2 separate regions of the Homo sapiens genome follow, and region 1 is linked to region 2. A link is a loop called in an ENCODE intact Hi-C map of the cell type or tissue named here. Cell type or tissue: heart right ventricle. All regions are shown on one strand. Each heading gives the region's core, and the rest is flanking DNA. Links, peaks and the distances in the headings are about the cores only.

Region 1 (5,716 bases), core at 618-5,617, 160 kb before region 2:
TCGGCTCACTGCAAGCTCCGCCTCCCGGGTTCACGCTATTCTCCTGCCTCAGCTTCCCCAGCAGCTGGGACTACAGGCGCCCGCCACCACGCCCGGCTAATTTTTTTTTGTATTTTTAGTAGAGATGGGGTTTTACTGTGTTAGCCAGGATGGCCTCGATCTCCTGATCTTGTGATCCACCCGCCTCGGCCTCCCAAAGTGCTAGGATTACAGGTGTGAGCCACTGCGCCTGGCCCCTGAGGCCTAATGTTTCCTAATGTTTGTATTGAACATGAGGCTGGGATTATAAACAGAATTATCTACACAACATTCTTTTTGTTTGTTTGTTTTTTCAGACAGTGTCTTGCTCTGTTGTCCAGACTGGAGTGCAGTGCTGAGATCACAGGTCAATGTAGCCATGACCTCCTGGGCTCAAGGGGTCCTCCCACCTCAGCCTCCTGAGTAGCTAGGACTATAGGCATGCACTACCATGCCCAACTAATTTTTATTTTTTTTTGTAGAGACAGGGACTTACCATGTTGCACAGGCTGGTCTCAAATTCCTGGCCTCAAACAATCCTCTCGCCTCAGCCTCCCAAAGTGTTGGGATTATAGGTGTGCGCCACCACTCCTAGCACTTTACAAAACATTCTTGATGTGGATGACCAGTTATCTCGAATCACCCCTATTGTCTTCCCTGAAAGGATTGTAACTTGATCTCATCTATTCTTGCTAAAGAGATGATGGCTGTTTTGGGGGTAAAAAGGGGGTACAGTATCAACACAATCATGAATATACATGATTCCTGCTGAGGGTAAAATATTCAGAGATATCTGAGATCCAGATATCTCAGATATGGATCTAATATCCAGTAAAAGTATACACTGTTTTTTAAAAATATTTTGGGGAAGACAAATTTAAGTTAAATAAAATTATTATACCGGGAATCCTCACCCAAACATTCTTAGTTGTTAAAATTAAGAATAAAATGGAAAATCTGAGAATAACATGCATGTCCCTAACATTTGCTGTACCCAGGACAAGAGTTCAAGTAGAGGGCTACATACAACAGGTCTAAACCATTAAGATTATAAATGAAGCTAACAAACCATTAAATAAATACGTTCTATCCACCTTCCTTGACAAATTGTCAAGTATACCTTTATGATGACAAAATCTTTTTTTTTTTCTTTTGAGACAGAGTCTCACTCTTGTTGCCCAGGCTGGAATGAAGTGGCGCGGTCTTGGCTCACTGCAATGTCCGCCTCCAGGGTTCAAGCGATTCTCCTGTCTCAGCATCCTGAGTAGCTGGGATTACAGGTACCCACCACCATGCCCAGCTAATTTTTATATTTTTAGTAGAGATGGGGTTTTACTATGTTGGCCAGGCTGGTCTTGAACTCCTGACCTCAGGTGATCTGCCTGCCTCGGTCTCCCAAAGTGCTGGGATTATAGGCGTGAGCCACTGTGCCCGGTCTCAAAATTTTTAAAAATATGTGTAAAGCAATGGTTTTCATATAATTGAAAGTCAGCTAGATAGCAAAAATAATTGGACTTAGTTATTATTGTGCATTTGGGTGTTCCATTGATGGACTGGTAATGTTGGATGACAAGATAAATATGCACATAATTCATAAATTATATATTAATTACATAATAAAATGTATTTTCTTTTTTAGCAAAATAATCATGTTGTTATAATTCAGACTTTCATGTACTTTGTGTTCTGTTGACAATAATAGCAAAATAAACAACTTTTCTTGAATCAGTGTACTTGAAGGGGATTAGAATATGCCACCAAAAACATGCTACTTTGGCATAAGGATTTATTTTGAGCTGAAGGCAATTAAGAAGCAGCAAACACAAAAAGAGTTCTTTGTCCTCCTATCTTCCTAAAATAGGGCATAAATTTCCCTTTGTGAAGGTATTCTCCCTCCCTTTTTCCATACCAGCAGGAGAATAACATCACTGGAGATAGAAAGCACTGAAATGGATCTGCACAAACTTTACTAAAATAACCCTTATCCTCCATTAGTTTCCCCCATATATTTTCCTTCTCACAATTAACAGCTCTTAGAAGACAAACCCCTTTTCACAATTTATTACTCTTTGTTAAAATGATATATAAGTCCCAGGTTATAATCACTTCTTTAGGCCTTCACTTCTTTTCTATGAAGGCCTCCATGCATGTAAAAATTAAACTGTTAACATCAGATGAAGTCTGTATGTCTTTTCTCCTGTTAATCTGCCTTTTGGCAGTTTCATTGGCAGTCTCCAGTTACAGAACCTGTGAGGGTAGAGGAGAATATTTTTTTCCTCTTCCATATGCTTCTTAAATTTTTGTTTAACATTTTATTATGGGAAATTTCAAACATTCACAAATGTATATAATAGAATATAAAGAACTCCTATGTACTTACCATCCAGCCCCAATAATTATTAACTCATGGTCAATGTTGCTTCATTTATATTCCCCAAGTTTCTCTACCCAATTACTTTTTTTTTTTTAATTGAGGCACAGTCTCACTCTGTTGCCCAGGCTGGAGTGCAGTGATGCCATCTTGGCTCACTGCATTCCTGCCTCCTGGGTTCAAGTGATTCTCCCACCTCAGCCTCCTCAGTAGCTGGGATTACAGGCGTGTGCCACCACACCCAGCTAATGTTTGTATTTTTAGTAGAGATGGGGTTTCACTATGTTGGCCAGGCTGGTCTCGAACTGCTGACCTCAAGTGATCTACCTGCCTTGGCCTCCCAAAGTGCTGGGATTACAGACGTGAGCCACTGTGCCCAGCCTTCTCAATTACTTTGAAGTAAATCCTAGATATCGTAATTTTATCTATGAGCATATCAATATACATTTCTAGCAAAGAAAAACTCTTAAAAATTTTCCTTAATAATATTTTCACATAAAAAAACTACTGAAGCTGGGCCGGGCATGGTGGCTCACACCCGTAATCCCAGCACTTTGGGAGGCTGAGGCAGGCAGATCACCTGAGGTCAGGAGTTTGAGACTAGCCCAGCCAACATAGGGAAACCCCCTCTCTACTAAAAATACAAAAATAAGCTGGGCGTGGTGACATGTGCCTGTAATCCCAGCTACTCAGGAGGCTGAGGCAGGAGAATCACTTGAACCTGGGTAGTGGAGGTTGCAGTAAGCCGAGATTGCACCACTGCACTCTAGCCTGAGTGACAGAGCAAGACTCCATCTAAAAAATGAAAGAAAGAAAGAAAGAAAAAATACTGAAGCTGGGCACAGTGGTGTGTGCCCATAATCTCAGCTACTCAGAGACTGAGGTGAGAGGATCACTTGAGTCCATGAGTTTGAGGCCACTCTGGGCAGCATAGTGAGATCTTGTCTCCAAAAAATAATCCTTAATATTAGATGTTTTCAAAATGAATTTTTTTTTGAAGTAAAAGCCAGTTTATAAAGAAAGTAAAGAAATAAAAGAATGGCTAATAGACAAAGTAGCCCCGAGGGCTGCTAGTTGCCCATTTTTATGGTTATTTCTTGATTTAAAAATGAATTTCAATGGAATTGGAAATATTTTATTCTGTGGAGGCAGTAGCAACAGGCATTGTTAATAGAATGTCTAAATCAATACTTACATTTGGAAATGAACAATGAATTTTGCATATCATATTCAGACATTGTAATAGGACTGTAATAATGATAATTATCATAGAAAATATTATAAATTTTTAATTTTATCACATTAATTCTATTACTTATATTGTGATCTTTTTTTGCCAGCCCTTAAAGCAATATCTATTTATATAGTATTAAGTTGTTCTTTCAATTTTTCCAATGCTGGGATATCATAAAGAAAAAGAGAGAACAATATGTGGTTCAATTTGTTCAAATCTCTCTTTAGGGAGACTATACTGCTACCTGGAAAGAATAGAAAATAATATGTAAATATAATACATATATACAGATTTGTATGTGAACTTTATAATCATGCAATCATTTTTGTTTTCTTGTTTCTATTTTGTGGAATATTTCATTGTATATGCTATATTTAGTATCTTTCAATTTAGAAAAATCATTTTCTTTCAAAATTTAAAAAGTACTTTACTTTTTAAAAATTGTGCTTTTCTTTTGTTCTTTTATGTTTTTCTTTCATTTCATAGAACAGCCAAATGCAATAAAAAGTATTTTAAATGATTTAAAAAGCGAACTAGGCAAACTTAGGTAAGTCTGCATATTTTGTAAGCTTTTGCTAACATTATTAATAGCAAGCAATAGTCCATACCAAATAGCTGTGGTTAGCCCAAAATCAAAAGTATTTCCCACCATAGACCACAATTCCTTAGTTTTTTTTGAAGATCCTCTATTGTTTCACACAACTGTCCTAGCGCAGCTCACTATCTTGTTTAGGTTAAACTAACTGCTCTAACAGCATTTAAATGACATCTCCATTGTTAACCAAGAGTGGCTATGAAATTATGTTTGATATGTGTTTAAACAAATTGACCTATTTTGAGGCATATATAGAAAATATTATATATAATCACTGAATCACTTCAAAGAATGTCATTGCTATTGTCAGAGTTGAGGCCATGTCTCCTAGGAACATATTGACAGATATTTAATCAATTTTTGGGCATTTGTGTTTGTGCTATGCAGGGCCTTCTGAAGTACAAGGCTCAGGGCAGGCGTCCCTCTTGCTGAAGTCCAAGAGTGGCATTGCAGACCAATAATAAATATAAGTATTAATAATACCGTATAATATGCATGTGCTACATTTTTTGAAGTGCTTCCATACATGTGATTCCTTTTGATCTTCATTATAACCTACGGACTAGATTAATTAGAGATGAGAAACAGAGGTCTAGAGAGGTTAAGTGATTTATCTAAAATTACACATCTAATTAGTGGTAGAAATAAGAGTAGAACCTAGGTCTCTCCAGACACAGGTCTTCCTGTTTTTTTTTGTTTTTTTTTTTTTTTTTTTGAGACGGAGTCTCGCTCTGTCGCCCAGGCTGGAGTGCAGTGGCACGATCCCAGCTCACTGCAAGCTCCGCCTCCCAGGTTCACGCCATTCTCCTGCCTCAGCCTTTCGAGTAGCTGAGACTACAGGCGCCCACCACCAGGCCGGCTAATTTTTCGTGTTTTTAGTAGAGACGGGGTTTCACTGTGTTAGCCAGGATGGTCTCGATTTCCTGACCTCGTGGTCGGCCCTTCTCGGCCTCCGGATTACAGGCATTAATTTTTTTTTTTTTTTGAGAGCGAGTCTCACTGTCGCCAGGAGTGGAGTGCAGTGGCAAAATCTCGGCTCACTACAACCTTTGCCTCCCGGGTTCAAGCGATTATCCTGCCTCAGCCTCCCAAGTAGCTGGGACTACAGGCTCATGACACCACGCCCAGCAAATTTTTGTATTTTTCGTAGAGACAGGGTTTCACCATGTTGGCCAGGATGGTCTCAATCTCTTGACCTGGTGATCCTCCGGCCTTGGCCTCCCAAAGTGCTGGGATTACAGGCATGAGCCACCGTGGCCCGCCAGGTCTTCCTGTTATACTATGCTATACATAATGCTTCTGAAACAAAGAGACTTAATAGTTGGACAGGTTGCATCCCAACATTTTTTATTCCTTAAAACCCCTGGGATTTTAGTAGAGAATATAAATATTGGACAATGAATGAAAAGAAAGCCTTATGCTCTTTCATATCTTTTCAGCCCACGTGGGACCAATATATATATTGACCAATGTTTCAGAAACTAGAGATTTATCTTCT
Region 2 (6,032 bases), core at 430-5,429:
TTGGAAGAATTTAGTCCACTGATTACATTTATTTTGTAGGTATTAAGTTGGTGCAAAAGTAATTCAGGTTAAAAGTAATAGCAAAAATTAAAAGTAATAGCAAAAACCTCAATTACTTTTGCACCAACCTAATATTTATTTACTACTTATCTAGTCATGGTAAATAAGTCAGTCACGCTTTTCTCCATTTTTATTACTCAAAGATGATCCAGCTCAGAGGCAGTCTGTCTTTCCCTCTTGGCTATCCCTGTAGTGTTCTTTGTGCCAAAATGACTTCTCAACTGCTCTTACTTTTTCTTTTCATACTAAATGTCAGAAAAGCTTTAGAATTACACTGAGCTATTATTTGATGTCATATCCAAAATAGCTATTTCTCTATTCTCTAATAAATGGGAATGAATGGATGATTTTCAAAGAAATTCTTATCAAAATAGACTCAGAGATCTTCCAAAAAACCAAGCCATGGAAAAAGTGGATAATGCTACCACAAGCTCCCAAGGCCCAGGTCATTTAACAAGTTGCTCATTTTAAACCTTTAAGGGAGAGAAGATTTTGTTGCTATTTAACTCATCCAAAGCTTAAAGGAAAAATTCTCCTACCTATTTTAGGAAGCCAACGTATCATTGGTACCAAAACCTCATAGAGATAACACTTATGTACCACACACTATGCAAAAGCATTGTTCCCCCACCAGACACACACACACAAACACTGCACGAATACAAACATCCACACAATTCATGCACACATCACACATACCACACTCTACCCAAATAAAAATGTGCCTCACATACATATACACACAACACATATACCACACCACACAGATTCACCTTATATCCACACCACCCACACCCCAACACACATGCACTGCACAGATACAAACATACTGCACACACATAGCCCATGCCACACACCTATACCCATCATACACACACACACATACACACATATCTCAGGGTAATCTTCCTTTTAAATACAATGTAAAAGCTCTAATAAAGATATTAGGAAATAGCCAGGCATGGTGGCTCATGCCTATAATCCCAGCACTTTGGGAGGCTGAGGCAGGCAGATCACTTGAGGTCAGGAGTTTGAGACCAGCCTGGCCAACATGGTGAAACCTTGTCTCTACTAAAATTACAAAAATTAGCCAGGCATGGTGGCACACGCCTGTAGTCCCAGCTACACCAGAGGCTGAGGCACAAGAATCACTTGAACCCGGGAGGTGGAGGTTGCAGTGAGCCGAGATCATACCACTGCAGTCCAGCCTGGGTGACAGAGCGAGCTATCTCAAAAAACAAAAAAAAAAAAAAAAGGAAACTAGCAAATAGAATTCAGTAGTCCATTTTAAAATACCAAAGTGGGACTCATATCAGCTGGATTCAATTTTAGGAAATCTATTACTATAATTAACCCTGTTAATAGTCAAAGGAGAAAAGTCATGATTACTTTCAAAGGTATAGAAAATAAATGTAACAAATTTCAGTGTTCATTCACGTAAAAAAAGTAATAAGAGCTAACATTTATTTTTCCCTTATTATGTATTGGGCACTATCTGATATGCTTTGTGTGCGTTTTCTTATTTAGTCCTCAACCATCACATAATGAGGGAGGTACTACCTTTCCCATTCAGTCTGTAGATAAGGACACTAAAGCCTAGCAAGGTTAACAGTCTTGCCTCAGGTCACATATTAGGTAGTGGGTTGCATACAGCTAGTAAGTGGCATGTTCTTATGTTCTTAATGACTGTGTCAAAATAGGAATATAGGAATACTTCCATAATACAATAGACAGATGTATCCTAAATCATAAACCAACATCACAGTTGACAGACAAACAATAGAAAGGTTTCTGCTTAAATCAGGAATAAGACAAGCATGTTCACTATTACTGCTATTAACTAACATTTTTTCTGGAAAAACTTTATAATTAGATAAGATAACCAATAAAAGATATAAATATTGTAAGAGAGGGAACAAAATTATAGTTACTGCAGATGATGTGACAATATACTTGAAATCCCAAGAGAAACAACTGCAAAGCCATTAGAAACAATGTAATTCAGGGAAGTAACCAGTTACCTATTTAATATTTTAAAAACTCATAATTTTCCTGCATACTGAAGAACAATCAGGTAGAAAATTAAACTGGAAGAAAAGATCTTATTCCTAGTAGTAATTTAAAAACACTTCAGGCCGGGCATGGTGGCTCACTCCTGTAATCCTAGCACTTTGGGAGGCCAAGGAAGGTGGATCACCTAAGGTCAGGAGTTTGAGACCAGCTGGGCCAACATAGCAAAACCCCAACTCTACCAAAAATACAAAAATTAGCCGGGCATGGTGGCACACACCTGTAGCCCCAGCTACTTGGAAGGCTGATGCAAGAGAATCACTTGAATCCAAGAAGCAGAGGTTAGAGTGAGCTGAGATCACGCCACTGCACTCCAGCCTGAGTGACAGAGGGAGTGTGTGTGTTTCAAAACACACACAGACACACACACACACACACTTAAGAATAAGTTAACAAAACTATATAACCTGTGCTATATGAAGAAAAAAGGCATAATATTGAGAGACATAAAAGATTTGAATTCATAGAGAGGTCTATTTTTTGAGTAGAAAAAATATATGAAGTGCCAATTCTCTCCTCATTATAAATTTAATGCCATTCTATCAAAATATTTGCAGAAATTTTGTAAAGAACTTGCCAAAATTTAGACTTAATCTAGAGGAATAAACTCCTGAGAACAGTCAGGAAAACTATGGAAAGTAAGGGAGGGAAAAAAACCACATGGGATATTAGGCTGTATTACAAAGTTACAGTAACTCTAACACTGGTTCCAGCTCAGCAGGAGACTGGCAGGACAATGAAACAGAATAGGGTGGCCTAGAACTGGACCTTCAAGCTTCTGGCAATTTACACAGAAAGCAGGATATGATACAAGTGTTATTTCCAACCTACGGGGAAAATGCATCAATAAACAGCCTGTGACAACCATGTGATCACCATTTGGAAAAATAAGAATACTGGATTGTCACCTGACCCTTATACTAAAATACATATCAATGGGATAAAAAAATTAAATGTATAAATGAAGCCATAATTGTATTAGAAGAAAACATTGGCATCTATTTCTATAATTTGGGGGTGGATAAGGTCTTTCTAAGAATGAAAATTCCTGGTTTCTGAAAAGAGAAAGGTAACCATATAAAATAATAAGCTTCCAGCCTGGCCAACATGAAAACCTCGTCTCTACTAAAAACAGGAAAATTAGTTGGGTATGGTGCTGCACGCCTATAATCCCAGCTACTCAGGAGGCTGAGGCACGAAAATCACTTGAATCCAGAGGTGGAAGTTGCAGTGAGCTGAGATCTCATCACTGCACTCCATCCTGGGCAACAGAGTGAGACCCTGTCTCAATAATAATAATAATAAGCTTCTATGTAGCAAGAACAGAAATAAAGGACAAATTGAGAGGAAAGTACAATATATATAATAAGCAAAGAGTTTATAGATTCCTCTAGTAAAGAAAAAGCCCTTATAAATCAATAAGAAAAAGATGAATAGTACAACAGAAAAATTGGGCAAAGGACATTAGAGGCAAATCACAAAAGAAATTAGTGAAGCAAGTGAAAAATTCTTAATGTTTTTTCCTTTTTTTTAGTTCTTTATAGTAGTCAGTACAGCAAGTGAAAATTTGCTCTATTTCACTAATAAAAAATACAAAATAAAGTAACAATCAGTTATAAATTTTGCCTATCAGATTAGAAAATAATAGAAAATTTATAATATCCAGTGTCCATGAGAAACTGGTACTCTCATAAACTGTTGATGAGAATATACATTGGCATAATGTTTTTGAAGAAAATGGCAGCATCTATTAAATGTTTAAAGCCTTTATCCTTTGAAAGATGTTATGAGTTAAACTGTGTCCCTTCCTTCCCCTACTTCACCTGCTCCCCACACAGAAAAGATATGTTGAAGTTCTAACTCTCAGTTCTCAGAATGGGACTTTATTTGGAAATAAGGTTATTGTGGATGTAATTAGTTCAGCTGATAGTGGAGTGGGGTTGGTCCCTAATCCAGTGTGACTGGTGACCTTATAAGAAGATGGCCATGTGGAAACAGAGACACACAGGAAGAGACACCATGTGATGTAGAAGGCAGGGACTAGAGTTACACAGCTGCAAACTGAGATTGCCAGCAAACCACCAGAGGCTAGGAAGAAGCACATAAGAATTTCCCCACAGGTTTCAGAGGGAGTATGGCCCTGCTGACACCTCTATTTTGGACTTCTAGCCTCCAGAACTGTGAGAGAATGCATTTCCATAGTTTTGAACTCCCCTGGTTGTGGTATTTATATAACAGCTCTAAGTGCAAGTTCAAAGGTCAAATTCCATATCTATATTAGTCTATTTTCATACTGCTATGAAGAAATACCCAAGGCTGGGTAATTTATAAAAAAAGAGAGATTTAATGGAGTCACAGTTCCACATGGTTGGGGAGGCCTCACAGTCATGATGGAAGGTGAAGGAGGAGCAAAGGCATGTCTTACATGGTTGCAGGCAAGAGAGCAGGTGGAGGGGAGCTCCCCTTCATAAAATCATCAGATCTTGTGAGACTTCTTCATTATCATGAGAACAGCATGGGAAAACCTGCCTCCGTGATTCAATTACCTCCCACAGGGTCCCTCCCATGACACTATTATGGGAGCTACAATTCAAGATGAGATTTGAGTGGGGACACAGCAAAATCATATCAACATCTAAGAATTTATTCTACCCAAATACTCACTCAATTATACATATTCAAAGATGTTCACTTCACTATTGATTTTAATGTTGAAAAATTAAATACTATCTAAATATTCATCAGCAGAGAACTGTTTCAATACTTATGGGATATCCTTGTGATGGTTAATACTGAGTGTCAACTTGATAGGATTGAAGGATACAAAGTATTGATCCTGGGTATATCTGTCAGGGTGATCCCAAAAGAGATAAGCATTTGAGTCTGTGGGCTGGGGAAGGCAGATCCACTCTTAATCTGGCAGGCACAATCTAATCAGCTGTCAGCAAATATAAAGCAGGCAGTAAAACGTGAAAAAGAGACTGGCCTAGCCTCCCAGCCTACATCTTTTTCCTGTACTGGATGCTTCCTGCCCTCAAACATCAGATTCCAAGTTCTTCAGTTTTGGGACTCAAACTGGTTTGCCTTGCTCCTCAGCTTGCAGACAGCCTATTGTGGGACCTTGTGATCTTATAAGTTAGTAAACTCCTTTTGATATATCTATATCTATATCATCTGTATCTATATCTATATCTATATCTATATCTATATCTATATCTATATCTATATCTATATCTATATCTCCTATTAGTTCTGTCCCTCTAGAGAAATGTGACTAATACAATCCTTAATAGAATACTAAGGTGTGGTTAAAAAAGCAATGAAATAACTAAAAATGGACTAATTCATGAGACATTCAAGATAAATTAGTAAGTTCAAAGATCAAGTTGTAAGGTACAGATAGATCTTAAATTTATGTTTTTAAAAATTCATAATAACATGCTAGTATGTGAACATAAAAAGCATTGATGTACTTTTCATAAGTAGTTATTTGGGGTTGGGGGATGGCGAGAAAATGAAGAACTTTTCTGTATTATATACATATATATTTATAAGATTTGACTATATTTTTAAAATTGGCATGCATTAGTTTTGTCATCAGAAAAGTAAAATCTTTCTTGTTTAATTTTGACATGGGGTCTTTCTGTGTCACCCAGATTAGAGTGTAGTGGTGAAATCATAGCTTACTGCAGCCTTGCACTCCTGGGCACAAGTGATCTTCCTACCTCAGCCTCTTGAGTAGCTGGGACTACAGGCGTGTGCTGCCAAGCCCAGCTAATTTTCTTATTTTTTGTAGGGATAGGGTCTTGCTTATTGCTAAGTCTGGTCTCAAATTCCTGGTCTCAGATGATCCCCCCTACCTTGGCCTCTCAAAGTGCTGGGATTATAGGCATGAGCCACCG

The links. Hi-C counts contacts between places; a loop is a spot of excess contacts. Peaks named below come from ENCODE experiments on the same cell type or tissue, not always from the same donor. Only the 100,000 strongest peaks of a DNase experiment are listed, where the experiment ranks them.
Region 1: a loop joins it to region 2, with 2.7 times the contacts of the local background. A loop is called at or near these places in 4 of 110 quality-filtered maps.

What each region holds. Positions count from the first base shown.
Region 1 is chr2:47,922,391-47,928,106 of GRCh38, forward strand. It overlaps LOC105374592 (a long non-coding RNA gene), which reads left to right and starts at 4,109. Exons shown (of 3, transcript XR_940074.3): 1 at 4,109-4,170; 2 at 5,658-5,716. In heart right ventricle, for the core only: no CTCF peak of the experiment used is centred there; no DNase peak of the experiment used is centred there.
Region 2 is chr2:48,081,551-48,087,582 of GRCh38, forward strand. The region is part of intron 1 of LOC124907765 (a long non-coding RNA gene); the gene reads left to right. Among named protein-coding and RNA genes, the nearest start is that of FBXO11, 180 kb to the left of the region's middle. In heart right ventricle, for the core only: no CTCF peak of the experiment used is centred there; no DNase peak of the experiment used is centred there.